Linked DNA regions of Homo sapiens: region 2 is linked to region 1. Evidence: chromatin loops called from intact Hi-C (ENCODE). Cell type or tissue: A673. All regions are shown on one strand. Each heading gives the region's core, and the rest is flanking DNA. Links, peaks and the distances in the headings are about the cores only. Region 1 overlaps BMPR1A (bone morphogenetic protein receptor type 1A). Region 2 has its middle 8.8 kb from the start of BMPR1A.

The links. A loop is a pair of places that touch in the nucleus more often than their neighbours do. Peaks named below come from ENCODE experiments on the same cell type or tissue, not always from the same donor. Only the 100,000 strongest peaks of a DNase experiment are listed, where the experiment ranks them.
Region 2: it touches region 1 in a loop (6-fold over the local background); 11 of 110 quality-filtered maps call a loop at or near these places.

Annotation. Positions count from the first base shown.
Region 1 is chr10:86,798,423-86,801,345 of GRCh38, reverse strand. The region is part of intron 1 of BMPR1A (bone morphogenetic protein receptor type 1A); the gene reads right to left. Among named protein-coding and RNA genes, the nearest start is that of BMPR1A, 43 kb to the right of the region's middle. In A673, for the core only: no CTCF peak of the experiment used is centred there; DNase peaks (open chromatin) are centred at 1,675, 1,975 and 2,495; H3K4me3 peaks cover 843 bases; H3K27ac peaks cover 2,359 bases.
Region 2 is chr10:86,746,341-86,749,263 of GRCh38, reverse strand. No RefSeq gene overlaps it. Among named protein-coding and RNA genes, the nearest start is that of BMPR1A, 8.8 kb to the left of the region's middle. In A673, for the core only: no CTCF peak of the experiment used is centred there; a DNase peak (open chromatin) is centred at 1,373; H3K4me3 peaks cover 645 bases; H3K27ac peaks cover 1,882 bases.

The DNA.
Region 1 (2,923 bases), core at 324-2,823:
GAGCAACACAGTGAAACCTCATCTTTACAAAAAATACAAACTATCAGTTGGGCATGGTGGCGCACGCCACCAACTACTCAGGAGGCTGAGGTGGGAGGATCACCTGAGCGTGGGGAGGTCAAGGCTCCAGTGAGCCCGTGATAGCACCACTGCACTCCAGCCTGGGTGACAGAATGAGACCCTGTCTCAAAAAATATATAAAAACAAAAATTAAAGAATTTAAAAAATAAGCTTATGTCAGCCTCACTAGAATTCAGCATTTTAGTACACATTGTCCTGCCCATATTTTTAACATCTATGCAAACAATATTTCCAGATAAGCTCATATTTACAATTACTGTCATGCAAAACATACAAAGTTTCTTGCCATCTCTAGACACTTAGGAAGTTTCTCATCATACGTAAGTACGTGAAGATTATTTTCCTCACAGCGGCACTACTAATTTTATTCTCACTTTAAAATAATCCCTTTCAATGTCTGAATTCCTCTTCTAGTTAGTTTTTCATTACGTATCTTCTCCACATATATTAATTGCTATGAATTATGTCTTAACTCCTAAGAAACAGGACTTTTGACAGATATAAATAGAAATGTTCATTATTTTCGCAAAGAATTACATGCTTTCTTGTTTTTCTTAAAACACAAATCGCCTGGCCAGGTGTGGTGGCTCATGCCTGTAATCCCAGCACTTTGGGAGGCCGAGGCGGGTGGATCACTTGAGCTCAGGAGTTCAAGACCAACCTGGCCAACATGGTGAAATCCCGTCTCTACTAAAAAATACAAAAATTAGCTGGGCATGGTGGCGGAAGCCTGTAATCCCAGCTACTTGGGAGACTGAGGCAGAAGAATCGCTTGAACCTGGGAGGCGGAGGTTGCGGTGAGCCGATTTCACATTGCACTCCAGCCTGGGCAACAAGAGCGAAACTCCGTCTCACAAAACAAAAACAAAAACAAAAATGGCCTTATTTTAGGTTTCCCTCTTTTGATAGGAACATGAGACTATCACTCCCCCCTCGGCTCACTATATGAAGAAAGAGTCCAAATGCAGTGAGTGATGGCAACTGAGAGCCGGGCAGATGGCAGGGAGAACAGCCTACTTAGCTCCACTGAGGGCTGCAATTGGGAATACAGGCCCTGTGCTGCCCATCTTACCATTTTTCAAGATGAGTCAGAAATCTGCATTTTCTTTTGAAAACTCTCCCAATTTTTAATTGTTGGCCACTAATTTTTAAAAAATTACATTATAAGCCAAAAACATGCCTACAGGCCAAATCCAACTGACAGGTCACTAGTTTGCAACCTGTATGTTAAAGAATCATGGTTCATCTACTATTCTTTTTCTTGTTTTTAGTTAAATCTTCCCTCCAAGCAGAGATATGTTGTTTTTCTATAATATACCCACTTAAAGACTCAAAAGACTACCAACAACTGCCATTAAACATCTCTCTTTTAAAAAGTAATTTACTATATTTGCATTTTGATACTGGTTTGGGATGGGAAAGAAATTCATTTTAAATTTACAATTACTCTTGTAATCACAGCACGCTGGGAGGTCGAAGTGGGTGGATCGCTTGAGCCCAGGAATTCAACACCAAGTGAAGCCCCATCTCTACAAAAATACAAAAATTAGCTGGGTGTGACGATGTGCGCCTGTTGTCCCAGCTACTCAGGAGGATAAGGAGGGAGGATCACTTGAGCCCAAGAGGCAGAGGTTGCAGTGATCCAAGATCACACCACTTCACTCCAGCTTGGGCAACAGAGCAAGATCTTGTCTCAAAACAAAAGAAAACAAAAAAAGAAAGAAAGAAAAGAAAGAAAAGAAAAGAAAAGAAAAGAAAGGAAGGAAGGAAGGAAGGAAGGAAGGAAGGAAGGAAGAAAGGAAGGAAGAAAGAAAATGTACAATTACTCATGAAAAAAAGTAGTTATCAGTAGTTATTTGTAGAGCACCTGCAGTGTGCCCAGCACATTACTAAGCATTTTCACACTCTAGTTTTCACGAAAGCCTAAATTACCTTGTGAAGTTGATATTATTATCTCATTTTACAGACGACTTGTAATAGTTCACAAATTTCTCAGTTTTTCTTTCTCGGCATTCAGAATCCAGCAGAAATGGTTGGTTAGGGTTGCCTTTTGATAGGTATCATCAATCAATGATAATTACAACCATCTTAAATCACAGTAACAAAAATGCAAGGTAAAGATTTTGAAGGACAATATCCTTTGAAAAAAACAGCTAAAACTTTAACTCCTTAAGTTCTCCATTTTCACTAATGTTCCCTGACATCCCTTTAGTAGTCAGTTATTTTCAAGACAAGTAAAATTGAAGTCAGCTCTTCTTTTTGGTTAATATGTTCCTTTCCAGAATCTCTAAAAACAAAGTCTTGCAAAAACCAAAGCTTTTTTATTAACATAACAAGGACTAAAGGAACACCACTGACTACTGACACAAGGCACAGTGCTCAGCTCACATGCAATAAAACAAGTCGGATTCCCCACTCACATGAGCTTACAGTTTCAGTTTCTGAGAATGGAAACAGATCTGAAAGTAATTATGGTAAGTGCAACAAAGGAGATTTAAAACAGGATGCTGGATAGCTTTCACCAAGGTGTTTAAGTAAAAAGACATACTGGGCAAAATCTCAATACAATTGGAAAGGTAGAAAGACAAACTGCTCCCTTACAGTGAAGTGGTTCCTTTAAGATATTACAAGGCCTGAAGTCTTACATTAACATCTTATAAATACACAGTTCTACTCATATTTTATATGTCCTAGAGATTCCATGTTTAAGCCTTTAATTTTGATCTTTTAAAAGCCACTCATTTTTCTGTAAAACATGCATAAATAATAAACTTCAGTATTTTAAAAAGTAAAACCCTCATCAGGATTTAAGTTCTAAGGCTCAAGGAACATTTAAGTAATT
Region 2 (2,923 bases), core at 286-2,785, 52 kb after region 1:
TTGTATATTTGTCAGAATGAAGTCAGTTAGAATCCCATATAAGATATGTAATTAAAGTTTTTATTTATTTGATTGACGTGAATATTTTTCTTGGTAAAAAGAGTTATTCTAGGCCAGGCACAGTGGCTCACCCCTGTAATCCTAGCACTTTGGGAGGCCAAGGCAGGCAGATCGCTTGAGTCCAGGAGTTCCAGACCAGCCGGGGCAACATGGCAAAACCCCATCTCTATAAAAATTACAAAAATTAGCCAGGCATGGTAGCACTTGCCTGTCATCCCAGCTACTCGGGAGGCTGAGGCAAGAGGACCCCTTAAGCCCAGAAGGCAGAGGTTGCAGTGAGCTGTGATCATGCCACTGCACTCCAACCTGGGCAACAGAGGGAGACCATGTCTCAGAAAAAATAAATAAAGAGTTGTTCTGTTGTTACACTTGCAATAACACATCATACTCATGAGATTTTAACTATGTATACCATATGTCATCAAAACTAGGGTACTGTTTCGTTGTGGGTTTTTTCCACCCAAAGAACAGCATGGATACTGTTGATTATAAGATCCATCATTATTTTATGTACAACTAAGGAAGAAAAACCTTGCCAGTTAAACCCTGACACGTTAATTAAGATATCGCAATTCCAGAAAGTTTCAAATGTCAAAAAAAATGTGCATCTGAGAATTAATGAAATATGGTGTATTTTAATGCATCTAGAAGGTGAAGCAATGCCATACAGGCCAGCATTTGAAATGTTAAATTTCTGAGTTTTTGATGTATAATCTTGTTATGCCTGATTCCTGAATAGCCACACTGTGGATGATACCACAAAAGCAGAGGCAGTGCAGTTCAACTGCATGTAAACATGTAAAACAAACAAAAGTGAATAACATGATTCAGTCACATAACGTTTGGAAAAAATACCAGCATCAAGTCACGTGCTGGATTATATTACAAATCAAAAATTAACTTTTTTTTTTTTTTTGAGATGGAGTTTCACTCTTGTTGCCCAGGCTGGAGTGCAATAGCACAATAAAAATTAACTTTTTGACAGTTGCTTATACTGAAAATGTGTGATGACAAGACGAATCAAATTTTAGATGTTAACACATAAGTTATCTTTGGAGAAGTCAAACTAAACATTCAGAAAAATCTCAGCAGTGCAATAGAATGACTTTACATCTGTCCCGGAAACTGAACAATAGTGCTTGTTGCTTATGAGGCCATCAGGAAAAGCCAGCTGTGGATTTCTTTCTAGTACAATTAATTGCTTCCGCTGTATATAAAATTGAAAGAATTGGGTGCTTTAGTGCGGAAAAAGGATATCCTGCTACACTGCTCCTATTTCCTCACAAAGGCTATTACTGAGCCTTTCACCATTAATTCGCATGCATTGGATTATCCTGTGATGAAAGGCCAAAAGGCTTTTCATTTTTATAGTCTCTTATCCTATTTATTTGGCACCTCTCTGGAGATACCTGCTCTTCTCCCAAGACCAGCTAATTGCTAGGATGTCAGAAGGTGGCTAATGACTGACTTCCTTTTCAGAGACTGTGAGCCCATCTCTTTGCTGCTTCTTGGGGTGGCTTTTCTTATTGCTGAGAAATATTCTGCGTTCTGTCATTATTTGAGGTAAAAAATGCTATCTTTTTTTTTTTTTTTTTTTTTTTTTTTTTTTTTTTTTTTTAAAGACAGAGTCTTGCTGTCTGTCACCCAGGCTGGAGTGCAGTGGTGTGATCACAGCTCACTGCAGCCTCAACCTCCTGGGCTCAAGCAATCCTCCCACCTCAGTCTCCCAGGTAGCTGGGACTACAGGTGCATACTGCCACATTCAGCTGATTTTTTTGTATTTTTGTAGAGACAGGGCCTCCCTGTATTGCCCAGTCTGATCTCGAATCCTGGGTTTAAGTGATCCTCCCACCTCAGCCTCCCAAAATGCTGGGATTACAGGCGTGAGCCACCGTGCTAGGCTCAAGACTTTGTTCTTAAGGCTGAGCTGAGCAGGTCAGAATCTACACCAGCACTGTCTAATAGAACTTTCAGTGAAAATGAAAATGTCCTGTATCTTCCCTGTTCCAACACAGTAGCCCCTAATCTCATGTGGTTATTGAGCATTTGATATGGCTAAACAGAGAAACTGAATTTTGATTTTTATTTATTTTTAACTAATTTAGAATTTACACAGTCACACATGCCAAGCAGCTATTGTATGTACTAGCCAGTGCAGGTCTACATGAAGGATATATAAAAAAATCACTTGATGGTCTCAGTGCACACAATGGGCAGGGATTGAGGGGTTGGCATTGAAAATGCAGCATCTCAGCTAAGTGCAGTGGCTCACGCCTGTAATCCCAACGCTTTGGGAGGCCAAGGTGGGCAGATCACCTGAGGTCAGGAGTTCAAGACCAACCTGGCCGACATGGTGAAACCCCGTCTCTACTAAAAATATAAAAATTGGCTGGGCATGGTGACGCACGCCTGTAATCCCAGCTACTTGAGAGGCTGAGGCAAGAGAATCTCTTGAACCCAGGAGGCAGAGGTTGCAGTGAGCCAAGATCGCGCCACTGCACTCCAGCCTGGGCAACAGAGTGAGATTCTGTCTCAAAAAAAAAAAAAGGAACAAAGAAAATGAAGCATCTAAACAACCAAAAGAGTAGAATTGGATTGTTTGTAACACAAAGGATAAATGCTTGTGGGGTGGATATCCCAGCTTCCGTGATGTGATTATTATAACTGCATGCCTGTATCAAAATATGTACCCCATTTAAAATATATATATATATATATCCACAAAAATTAAAACTAAAAAAAATGCCACCTTAAAAAAGAAAATGGGCTGGGCATGGTGGCTCACACCTGTAATCCCAGCATTTTGGGAAGCTAAGGCAGGCGGATTGCTTGAGCCAGGAGTTTGAGACCAGCCTAGGTGACA